Linked DNA regions of Homo sapiens: region 2 is linked to region 1. Evidence: chromatin contacts called from ENCODE Hi-C data. All regions are on one chromosome and are shown on one strand. The core of a region is the stretch at or near the end of the contact, and the rest is flanking DNA. Distances in the headings are between cores, read along the strand shown. Region 1 has its middle 150 kb from the start of LINC02344. Region 2 has its middle 95 kb from the start of RFC3.

Evidence for each region. A loop is a pair of places that touch in the nucleus more often than their neighbours do. Pooled maps may share reads with other maps.
Region 2: a map of endothelial cell of umbilical vein shows a loop between it and region 1 (4-fold over the local background). The contact joins two enhancer-like sites. A Hi-C loop is called at or near these places in 2 of 168 maps with a recorded cell type or tissue (IMR-90 and endothelial cell of umbilical vein), 2 of 37 single-sample maps with no recorded cell type and 9 of 50 pooled maps.

What each region holds. Positions count from the first base shown.
Region 1 is chr13:33,483,999-33,490,211 of GRCh38, reverse strand. It overlaps a transcript of STARD13 not described here. Among named protein-coding and RNA genes, the nearest start is that of LINC02344, 150 kb to the right of the region's middle. RefSeq lists an enhancer at 152-728. Within about 2 kb of position 2,236, at least 2 of the 41 ENCODE cell types and tissues checked have a DNase peak (open chromatin) inside an H3K27ac peak, as active enhancers do.
Region 2 is chr13:33,720,031-33,726,243 of GRCh38, reverse strand. No RefSeq gene overlaps it. Among named protein-coding and RNA genes, the nearest start is that of RFC3, 95 kb to the left of the region's middle. RefSeq lists a silencer at 2,130-2,299. Within about 2 kb of position 2,228, at least 10 of the 41 ENCODE cell types and tissues checked have a DNase peak (open chromatin) inside an H3K27ac peak, as active enhancers do.

The DNA of each region.
Region 1 (6,213 bases), core at 987-3,486:
TTCAAATTAATTCCCCAGCGCAAAATAAGCATGTGGAATTCCTTAAAACACATAAAAAAACAAATTTTTGAAATCAGGTTGTAAACTATTGTCATTAATTCCATTTATAATTGTATCAGATAAAATTCTGTTAGTGGTTATTTAAACTTATGTGAAAGTTTAAAAAAAATTTACTTAATGAGTAATATTATTACTTTATGTCACAACCATTGCTTGCTTAACATACAGTTTTTCCTTAAGCTCAAGGTTATCGATCCATTTGATTTTTTTCCTTTCAGCAATGTTCCAATTTTGAAAATGATCTCAAAAATGATTTCTACCCCTTTTAGAAGAAAGAATACAATGGGTTACATTTCTGGTCTGGTAATTCTCTGAGAGTCTTCATGCAAATAATGAGAACTTGCAAAATGGGCAGAGATAAAGAAAAGAAAACTTGAAGTGATTAGCCCCATGGTGCGTCGCTGTTTCTTGAGCTTTTCAAATGCAAGCCACCATTGTTCAGATTAATAAAATTAGCACATTCCATTTTGGCCGTAGAAGCTGGATAAGTAAATTACTTCATACTTTCCATTAAACTCTAATTTAAACACTTTGAAAAGAAAGTATAAAAGGAAATTTTAATAGGTACATTGTTTTCAGATGTCTATATCCTGTTTTTTATTAGTTGATTGGACTTGACCCACATAAAAGTAACATTTAATTTCTCTAAGTCATGTATTAGACATTGGTCAGAGAAAGAAAATGAAGAATAATATGATGGCTTCTTAGCTTTTATTATAACTAAATAGAAAAATATCTGAATACTGGACCACTAAATTAATTTTTAACTTGGTTTACCAAGAGATAACTTAATAACACAAAAGGCTTTACTATAGTGAGTTGCCCTATGGAAGTTAAAAGAGAAGGCAGAAAACTATAAAGGCTATATGACTACATATAGATTATATAACTTGATATTTATTTTCCTGAACTGAGAGTTGATCTTTTTTTATTAGCAATTCTAATCAATTGATTAATCATTGACCAGAGGAAGAAAACTAATAATAAAATATGCTGGTATGAACTAGTTTATTAATAGTGGGGGAAGAGATGTGAATACCTTAGAAAGATATTTAGAAGCTAGAATCATTTAGGCAGGGTGTGAAATTAGAAAGAGATGGAAGAATGAAGGGTGACTCCCAGCAGAAAGCACACTGCAGGAAGACCAAGTCCAGTCAGCAGGGTGTGTTCAACTTGAGTGTAATGAATCTGAGGGACTTGAGGGTTAACCCAGTGGAGATGATTGTTGGGGAATTAAATATGAGTCTGAAATTCAGGTAAAGAAAATGTGTTAATAAGCATGACTTAAATGCTTTAAATGTGTTAACACAAAATCATATATGATCACAGCATAAAGAGGGATGAATTCTGTGAATATCAAAGAAGGCTACAGAGAGAAGTTGGTATTTGAACTTGAAAGATAGATAGGATTCCAGTAGTTGGAGAGAAGAAAGGATATTCCAGCTTAGGGCAATTTCATGTGCCAAGATTCAAAAGCTTGAAAGTGTTTGTATGATCAGGAAATGTCTGGTAGAAGAAAAAGCATAGAATTCATGAAGATAATGAGTATTCATGCCCAAAAGGAAGATCATTGCCTAGTAATATTTTGATCTCATTCTTAAAAATCTTCATTCTATTCTCGAGGGGCAATTGGGATCCATTGAAGATTTTTGAGGAGGAAAGAGCCAGATATTGGAAATAAGATGTTGTAGACAGAAGTAATTGGGTTTGATTGTTGATTTTATTTGTGATTGACACAGAAATACAAATCAAAGATAATACTGAGGCTTCTAAATCGGAAGGGTAGAGTTGATGAAGGTGCAATTAATTAAGAAATAAAGCACCGAGGAGAAGCACACCTGGATGAGGGGACTCTTGAGCTGAGGCATGGTAGACCTCTAAGGTGGCCCTCTGGATGCAGCTCCGGAATCGTGCTAGCGGAGATGGAGATTTGGCAGCCTGGGTCTTCAAAATCAAGATAACTGTAGTTAGAGGAAGGAGTAATGAGAAAAAGGAAGATTAAGGACAGAACCTTAGGGAATATGTACACTTAAGGGAGAGGCAGAGGAAGAGGAACTAGAGGGGAAGGCTCAGTGACCAGAGACACACAAACAAGAACCAGGAGAGGGCAGTATCATAGAAGCCAAGGAAGAATGGTATCACCAAGGGAAGGAGAGGATTAGATGCTTTGAAGCTGCCCTGGAAGACCAGCACTGAGAGAACAGACCTTTGGAGCTCACAAATACAAGGACATAGCTGAGCAAGAGGTCACAGAGAGAATATTTTTCATTGAGTGATGGGTTGTATGCCAGATTGCAAAAGGTGAAGAAGTGACTGTCAGATGGATCACACACTGCAGCATAAGTATAAGCTTGGTGAAGTTTGTGGATGATAACTAAAAGAGAAAGTAAGATTGAGGAACGTGGCTTTGGAGGGCAAGGCAAGCAATTCATTGAGAAAAATCTCGTGTATTAAGGAGAGTAAGGGCATTGTAATAGACCAAGGTTAACACTTTTGAACAAGGAAGATTATGAAGGTGCCCAAATTAAAAGCTTTCTAATGATGTGAGTGCACCGGGATCTCATGAAACTCTCATAACATTCTTCCATCCCTAGCCCAGAGTCTTGGGAATGTCTCTCCTCCTTTTAGAGCCTTTATCTTACATCCACATTCTGAACTTTCCCCCTTTCTTTTCTTTTCACAGACTATTTAAAATATACTAATGTCTCCTCATTTATAAGGGATGTAGCCAAAGTAATTTTGTGTATTTTTAACTTTTGGATTCTTTTCCGTGTCTATGTGTGAGATGATAATTGTGAAAACTGGACTAACTAGATCCCAGGGAAAATGAAAAAAGCATATCCTTTACACATATAATGATAGTAACAAAATCAACAACAATAATAAATACAACTACAGCAACAGCATCAGCAGCTGCTAAGATTTTCCTTACTTTGTGCTAAAAGAGTCCTAAGAGCTTTACATGGATGATTTCATTTGATCTTCACAACTTTGTGATACAGGCTTTATTAATGTCTACATTTTCTAGATGAAGAAACCAAGGCTCAGGGAGGTTAAGTTGCCCAAGGTCATAGAGCTTGGGAGTGCTCAAACAATATGACAGAGACCAATAACCATACTTTCTAAAAGGTCATTGTTTTAATAATAAATGGTTATTCCAGGCTACGGTGAGTTTAGAAAAATGATTTGGCTTGAGTAACTTGTTCTCCAATAGAAAATGTCATATTTTCAATGATGCAATATGGCAGGCAGCACAATTTATTGTGGAGGAAACTTTTTAAAGGTCAATGAGGAACTGCTCTCCCTATGTCATAAAAGTCCTAACAGGTCACTGTGGAGGTACTCTTTTGAAGGCACTGCTTTTCTTTCTGCAGGCAAAAGGCAGGCAGTGTTCAAGTGCAAGAGCTTGTGTTTTGGAAGAGGAGTTGTTAGGGGAGAGGAATGGCTGTGATGAGGCAAAGAAGTGTGTCAGTAAACAGAATAGTGGAGGACATGAGCCATGCAAATCACATATTGGAAAAAAGCATCAATAAGGAAAGATGGAAAGAGGACAGTAGTGCCCACTTCTCTGCGGTTTCACTCTCCAGAGTTTGAATTTACAGTGGTACAGTACAATAAGATATTTTCAGACAGACTGCATTCACATAACTTTTATTACAGTATATTGTTTTAATTGTTCTATTTTATAATTAGATATTGTTGTTAATCTCCTACTGTGCCCAATTTATAAGTTAATTTTATCATAGGTAGGTACATATAGGAAAAAACATAGTTTATATAGGGGTTGGTACTATGCACAATTTCGGGCATCCACTGGGATGCCTGAAATGTATCATTATGTAGGAAAGAAAGGATTTGAAGCTTCCAACTCTGCAGCTGCCCTCTTCTCGGTCCCACTTTAGCCCCTTTACTTTGTTAACAAGCCCATACTTGTTAAGTGTATGGACACTGAGAAACCCATTCACATTCTATTAGTGGCTCTTGAGGACACTTCAGGAGTCTCTGGGTCCAAATCCCAAGAAATAACTCCAATCTACTTCTTTCCCTAGGGTCACTCTAGGTCAGGGCTGATCTCAAAATGCAGGTGAAATCAGTTAGGAGCACTCTGACCATGATTTATAAGCAGTCAGTCAAGGGTCTACAGTGAATTGTTCCCATCTTCAGCGCTCTGAATTGCACACTTTCTGCATTCCACATTTTGATTATCTTCAATTCACCAAAGTACACCTGATAATTAATTCATTTTATTTTAGCCCAGTCTAATTCTTGTTTTCTTCTTGCATCTCTGCATGGACCTTCTTTGGCGTTGAAATAATTTGAAATTGAAAGGTTGTATAATTTTCTGATTTCTTGGAGTGTTTTTTGAAAGTCAAAAATATTTTAGAAACAAATGTTTTTGGTAATTTGACTTTTAGTACTATCAATGATGGTACCTTATATTTGTATAGGCATTAATAAAATGCAAAGGTATAGCATATCTATTACCTCATTTAGTCTCAATTTCAAGTGATAATGGGAATTCTGTCCCTCTGGAGGATCAGATTCTCAGCTCTTTGTCAGGGAATTAGCAAGGCCCAGCCATTTCCACAATATCTTCATGTAGCACAAGAAAATTTTCAGGGCTGGAAATTACTTTATAATCTATGTTGTTCTTCTTTAAAACATTAACTCTTATTTGTTTTCTAATGAGTTTATGCCAACAAAGCATTTTTTTTTAAGTTTGAGGGCTAAATATTGTGGATATGTTTTGCATATTTACATAATTTCCTAATTTCTTGGAGAGTTTTTTGAAAGTCAGAAACATTTTAAAAACAAATGTTTTATACTTTAAACTGGTCTCACTTCAAAGATTTTTGTAACATCATGGAACATTTCACTTCGGTAATTAAAAATGCCTTTGAGTTTCAGAAGAACTAGACAGTAATAAAACTATTAGCTGTCTACTTATTTTTGACATTCACTTCATTCAAGTAAATCTGAATGCATTTCCACTAATTGCATTTGCAATTTACCAAGTAGGAGTTTGAGAGAAAATATTCCTAGGCTTAATTTACAAATCTGTCAAAATAACTGATTTTGAATAATAGAGATCAGTTTCTCAGTATGTGAATCTGCTATTTTCTTCTTCCTGTATTGCAGTGGTTTACTTATTCTAGTTGTTTCAAATATTAGCTGGTAGTGTTAAAGGTTATGAATGGTTGGATGAAGTGTCTCCTTAAATTGATATTTTGAAATTTAGGTGATCTAAGACTTTGAAATTGAGCATAAATTTAGATACTTAATGTATCATCTTATGAGATTACCTTACCTCTATTTCTTGGTTTATCTTCCCTAACTTCTGCTCCCATACTTGGAAATGACTACATAATCACCTGAGCAACTGATTCATCTTGCTCACTGCCCAGATAGGGCCAATTTATCAAGACAGGGGAACTACAATAGAGAAAGAGTTTAATATACATAGAACCAGCTAAATGGGAGACTGGAGTTTTATTGCTACTCAAATCAGCCTCCCCCAAACTTTGGAAGTGAGGGTTTTTTAAAGGTAGTTAGGCAGGTCAGGGCTAGGGAATGGGTGCTGCTGATTGGTTGGGGATGTAATTGGGTGTGGAAAATGATTTTCCTGCACTGAGTTTGCTTCTGGGTGGGGGCTACAGGACCAGTTGAGTCATGAGTCACATGTCCAGGTGTATTCATATGGTCTTCAGCAATGCAAAAGTCTGAAAAGACATCTCAAAAGGTCAATTTTAGATTCTACAATAGTCATGTTATTCATAGGAGTAATTGGGGAAGTTACAAATCATGTGACCTCCAGAACAATGGCTGGCAATCATTTAACTATGCCTACATCTTAGCAGAATTCAGGCCCCTTTCATAATTCTAACCTGTGACCATGTTTTAGTTTTATAAAGACAGTTTAGTTTTGGGAAGCAGTATTATCACTTAAACCATAAACCAAATTTCTCCCAAAGTTGGCTGGCCCACATCCAGGAATGACCAAGGGCAGTTTGGAGGTTAAAGGCAAGATGGAGTTGGTTTGATTGGGTCTCTTCCACTGTCTTAATTTTCTCACTGTTATAACTTCTGCAAAGGTGGTTTCAACCACATCCTAATTTTATGCAAGTTATTGAACCCACCGTATTGGAATTTTTT
Region 2 (6,213 bases), core at 979-3,478, 240 kb before region 1:
TCACTCTGTCACCAGGCTGAAGTGCAATGGCGCGACCTTGGTTCACTGCAATCTCCACCTCCCGAGTTTAAGCGATTCTCCTGCCTCAGCCTCCCAAGTAGCTGGGATTACAGGTGTAAGCCACCACGCCTGGCTAATTTTTTTGTATTATTAGTAGACACAGGGTTTCACCATGTCGGCCAGGCTGGTCTCGAACTCCTGACCTCAGGTGATCCACCTGCCTTGACCTCCCAAATTACTGGGATTACAGGTGTGAGCCACCTTGCCCGGCCTAAACTTTTGTTCTTTAAGCCTCCCAGTCTGGGGTATTTTGCTGTGGCAGCCCAAGCAGACTAATACACAACCCAATTAATAAACACTAATAGTGTCTAAAATTATTCCACCATTCTAGAAAATTATTATTTTTTCATTATCCACAGTCATTGCTTTGTCCTGTGACAAAAAAGCCATGTAGCTGGAAGCCATCTGGGTGGCAGTACAGAATTAAGAGCCACTAGAAATTAAGTCCATACTCTCCCTGGAACTCAAATTCTACCAAAAAATAAATTTTAAGTGAAAGTCTAATGGAAGGAAGAAGAACATTTGGAGCAAGTGTGAAATCAACATTCTGCTCCAGGTAGGCACCATTTGATGGGGAGTGATCCTGAGTGCAGGGTTGGGGAACGGGGTGGAACTTTCCTTTGTGCACAGAACTGGGACTAGAAAACAGTGATTAGGAAAGCAGTCAAGTGACTGATAAGTACACAAATGGAATAGCCCTTGGGAGTTTTTGAGATTGCGTTTGTTTGAAGAAAAGAAGAGCATTTTCTTCATATTGATATGACATTGTATTTGCCAACTGGTATTTACTAGAAGCCCTCCAAGTTCATGATTCACACCTGAACATTCCACATTCTTTAAAATTGTAGTGCACCCTTCATAACTATATATTTAGTATTTTTATAAATTAGATTACAATTTAATTGGAGAATACAATATCAGAAAAATTATCCAAAACTTAGAAATATTGCCTAATCAAATGTGCTACTTGTCTGGCCTTCCACAAGAAAGCACATGAGGAACTAAGACATAATTTTTCCTTCTTATTTGTAAAGTCTAATTCAAAGTTATTAGCTCAGCACAGTAAATATACGTGCTAAAGACTGGGTGAACAATGGCAAATAAACTTTGAAGACCAAATCCTCTTTTACAACTAAAAGTAACATTACTGAGCTTTCTGCAGGATTTTCTGGGTAAGTTTTTCTGCATGGCCAGCCCCAGCAAGGCCCCGAATGCCTGGTTTGCTACTTTCTAATCCTGTAACTTCTCTTCCCATAATAATGTGTAGCTTGTAAGGCCTTAGCTCAATTTTCCAGATGATTTCAGAGACAAAGAATTGCTGATTTGTTACACTAATCTTGACATTTCAAATTACAACTGGAAATAATCTTCCTTAATTAGTCATGTTCTTTCTGTTGAAAATATCAGACATTTGACATATTTGTTTAGCAAATATGTCGATTTTCTGGTCTTTATGGTCTTTCAGTCCCATGTTGATATTCACATATTAAATTTTTAGCTTGCTCCACAGCAAAGATGCAAATATATATGTGCATATGTATATTATATATGTACACATATAGTATATGAATCTACAACCATGCTTGGGGAATACAAGGTATAATATGAATATTATATATATATTCATATATATCTATATATATTTATATATGTGAATCTACAACTATACTTGGGGAAAACAAAGACTTTATCCAGGCTCACCCAGAATGGTTATGAGAAAGTGAAACATTCTTTTCTTCCCTTAATAGGCAAATACATAGTTTAAAAGCTACCTCCCCAAATATGGGAGAATCTTTAGAGAAAGTGTTAAATCACAATAGCATTAAATGTACATTTACTATCAAGTCTTTTGCAATAAAAGCTGACATTAACTTTTTCTCTACAATATTTACTATAGCACTGTGCTTACCCAGGCTTTTATTAATATATGTTTATTTCTGCATTTCCATTTCTCAGCTACCTTTTATATTTTAAAAATTACAGAATTTATAGAAGAAAATTGTAGGCTGATAACAAACAAAAAGGTTTTTCGAAATGGCTAGCATTTGCTCCCAGCAGGGAAAGTAAAGGAATAGTTGCTGTATCCTGAGCCACCCATCCCGGCCCAAGTCTTTGTCCTGCTGAAGTGGTAAATTCTCCCAGAAACGCAACACAAGGTGGTGCTGTTGTATTTATCCTAAACCAGCTGCCAGCCTGGCCACTTAGGCTGTCGGTTTGATCTGAAAGTGGTAGGTGTGTACCAAAGGCATGGGTTTTGCATATGTAGATGTTTACAGTGTAGTCCTCCTTTCAGATAAGAAAAGATAAATAGAAGAAGGAGGAAGAGAGTAAGTTTCTCCACACATGGAAGCTTCTGGAGAAACTGTCTTAAAAAAAAAGAAAGTGCATGGGTTCCTTTTGTTACTAAATTATAGGAGCATGGAAAGTTAGGGCTAGAAGAGATAAAACATTATCTAGCCCATCTTCCTATCTTCAGAGAGGATTTCATTTATAAATTATCAGCCAGTTAAACTTTTTCTTTTGGTTTTAAAATTTTCCAGGGAGGGAGATGCCACTTGCTCCCCCAGCAAATCAATACTCCCTAGTGTTGGGAAATTGTTGTGGACATATGTGCACTTCCTCTTGTTCTGAATCCAGAGGGTATGGGAAGGATTTGATCAGCAGATGTGCCTAGTGAATGAGAAGCACACAAAAAAAAAATGAATTACAAGTCAGGGCTCTGGATTCCTCTCCCTCACTTGCTTAGCTGGGACAAGGTGGGCCTCAGATTTTGCATCTGGAAAACAAAGAGATTGGACTAACATCAGTGGGTTTCCACAAATGGCTGGATCTCAAAATCACCGGGGAAGCTTTTTAAAAAAATACAGATTCCAGGGCCTTGCCTATAAATTTGCTCAGTCAGAAAATCTAGGGCAGGGCCCAGAAATTGCACTTAAAAAAAAATCCAAAAGAACTGTTTTCCTTGGAAAACATTTTTCTTGTCTGAAGACATGGAAATTAGCTAAAAATGTGTAGGCAGGCAGCCCAGCACAGATCTAATGACTGGTGCATAGGTACCACTAGATTAAATAACTCTTAAATCCCATCTGATTTTATGATTTTCCAGGTATCCTTAAAACAAAAGCCCTTGAAAAATAGAAGTGAATTATCCCAGATCTAAAGAATTTCCTCTTGAATCATATTCCCAAGCCTTTGAGTAATCTGCAGTATGGATTTACAGCAAGATGTTTTCTAAATTTTTCAAGCACATGAAATTGGGAAGTCCAGGAATATTATTATAGTAAAGAAAATCCAATAAAGTCCTTGTGTTCAGTCCAATGCCTACACGCTATTCTATTTTCTGGTTACTGTAACTATGAATTAGTTGACAGTTATGAAAATAGTATTTGGACTCTTTCACTTTCATTTTTATAAAACTGGAAAGTTAAAAAACTAGTCAAGTACTTGGCCCATGTATAAATAGATAAGTCACATACTGGCAAATTGAGCTGTATAAAAGTTACTTACACAGACAAAAATGTCTCTAAAGTCTCTATGTAAAACGTTGGCTTTCTGACTCTGAGACTGTCTAGTATCAATGTGAAATTCAGTAACAATGCAATTCAGATTCTTATACCTCAAATGTCTCATTTGAAAGAATCAGATAATTGAAGTATCATTTGTTTATTCTCGTTTATAGTATCAAGGTAAATAATTCTGCCTTCCATTTCCCCTTGCTAATGTAATGTGACCTCAATGTTACATGTTACTAAGTAAATCAATTAGGAGATTTGGCCTGTGTATGTGACTCTTGCAAATGGGTAATTACACCATCAAATAGAAACTTATACACTCTTTGCAAGCCAGTCTTGAAGTCACTTCCAAATAGTTGGTTCTCATTATTTGTACTTTAAGAGCCATTTACAGGTCTAATTAAATTGTTTCTCAGGAATATAAAGATCAATGTTTCCAACCTCATGAATTGAATATATAAAAGAATGCATGAGGCCCAAATTAGCATTTCGTTTATTAAAATAAGTCAGTGTTGGAGCTGAAATCCATTAAATGACTTTAAGTAATCTGTCTGTTAAAGCTTTCAAACCACCTCTCAAAATCTGGCCCAGCTACCACCATTTATCAGTTACAAATTTCCATATTCCTCTGCTGCTCAATCATGCTGTACTAAATTATCTCTGAGATCATGTCTTGTGATTCTCATACAGTAATAACATCTGCATTTCCTGGATTTTCCATGAGCTGTGTCATCCTTTCAAGATTGTTCAAGAACATGTTTGTTCCTTTTATCAGAAGGACAGCAGCACTGCAGATCTTTTCCTACCAAGAGTCCCAAGCTCCACTGAATAAAAATAGCCTTGTGTCCTTTGGAATGCTCTGAACCACTTGGGGAAAAAGAATGTCTGTCATCGAATCACTATCATTTGTAATGTCCTCTCCAAAAGAAAGCCAAGGGGGAAAAATGCTAGAACTATTTGTGACCTCATGAAATACAAAAGAAAATTTACTTAGAACAATACAGCTTTTCTTTATTGTATAGTCCCCACTTCTTTGAACCACACCAATTTTTGGTACCAAACTTTGTTCCTCTTGTGTACAGGCTCTGAGCATGAGGAAATCAGTTGATGTCTCAGTAGTTGGTGCTTTGATAAGCAGATAACCTGTTTTGAACAAGGTTTATCTGCTTTCACTGCCATTACTACTGCTGTCTCCCAAAGACTCAGGATGCCTTCTCCTTGGAGACAGAAAACTTCATTCCTTATTTACCCACAACCCCTATTCAGTGTTGTTATTGAACTGTAGACTACAATGAAAGATTGCAATTCTTCAGTCGGCTCTGTTTTAGTTTTGTCCTTAGTCAAGGTACTGAACTTCTCTGAACTTGAGATACCTCATCTATAAAATGGAAACTGCATGCAAGTGTTGCTTGCGTGGAATTAAGGATTCCAAAAGATAAAGCAATCTTTGCTATGGACTAAATGTTTTTATCCTCCCCGCCGACAAATTCATATGTGGAAATCCTAAGCCCTAAGGCGATGGTGTTAGGAGATGGGGCCTTTGGGAAGTAATTAGGTCGTGAGAGTGGAGCTCTCCTAGTGGGATTGGCACCCTTATAAAAGGGATCCAGGAGAGCTCCCTCATCCTCATTCCACCATGTAAATACAGAGCAAGAATATACTGGTCTATGAACCAAGAAGTGGCACCTTGATCTTGGACTTCCCAGCCTTCAGAACTGTGAGAAATATATATGTTTGTTGTTTAAGCCACTATACTATTCCATGGTATTTTTGCTATAGCAATCTGAATGAACCGAGACACTCTTTCTGAAAACAGTCTGTAAATTGTACATTGCTATACAGATGTAAGAAGTTGTTAAATACTGGTTGTTTACAGCAGTGACCTCCAACTGGGGGCACCCAACTTAAGAGGTACAAAAGCAATACACTGAGGCATGGAAAGAGAATATTAGAACTCCTATGTGTGATTGTGTTTAAACAAACAAAAACTCCAAAAAGACATTAAGCCCTACTGATATTTAATAAATGAATTAAATCTGATGCCTTTCTAAGTGTGCACAGGAAATGGTCATGGAATTGGTACCTGAGATATCCTGAGAGCAGTGTACCGGAAATATTATAGTACCACACAATAGAGTGGCAGTGGTATCCTCACACATCTGTACACATTCTGCACATGGCAACATGCTGCAGTATATGTATGTACTGTTGGCAAGCAGAATAACGCTTCCCTCACTGCCCCACCCAAAAGATGTCCTAACCATCAGAACCTGTGAATATGTTACCTTACATGGCAAAATGAATACTGCAGATGTGATTAAGTAAAGGATCTTGATACAGGGAGATTATCCAGGTAGCCCAATGTAACTACCAGTGTTTTTTATAAAGAACAAGGGAGGGAGGAGGGTCACAGTCAAAGAAAGAGATGTGGAGATTGAAGCAGAGTCAGAGTAATGATTCTTGGAGGGGGCTTTGAAAGAGGCCACAAGCCAAGGAATGCAGGAAGCCTCTGGAAACTGGAACAGGCAAGGAAACAGATTCTCCCTAGAGCCTCCAGAAAAACACAGCCCTACTGACACCTTGAGTTTAGTCCCATGATATCCATTTTGGGCTTCTGACCTCTAGAATGGTAAGATAACAA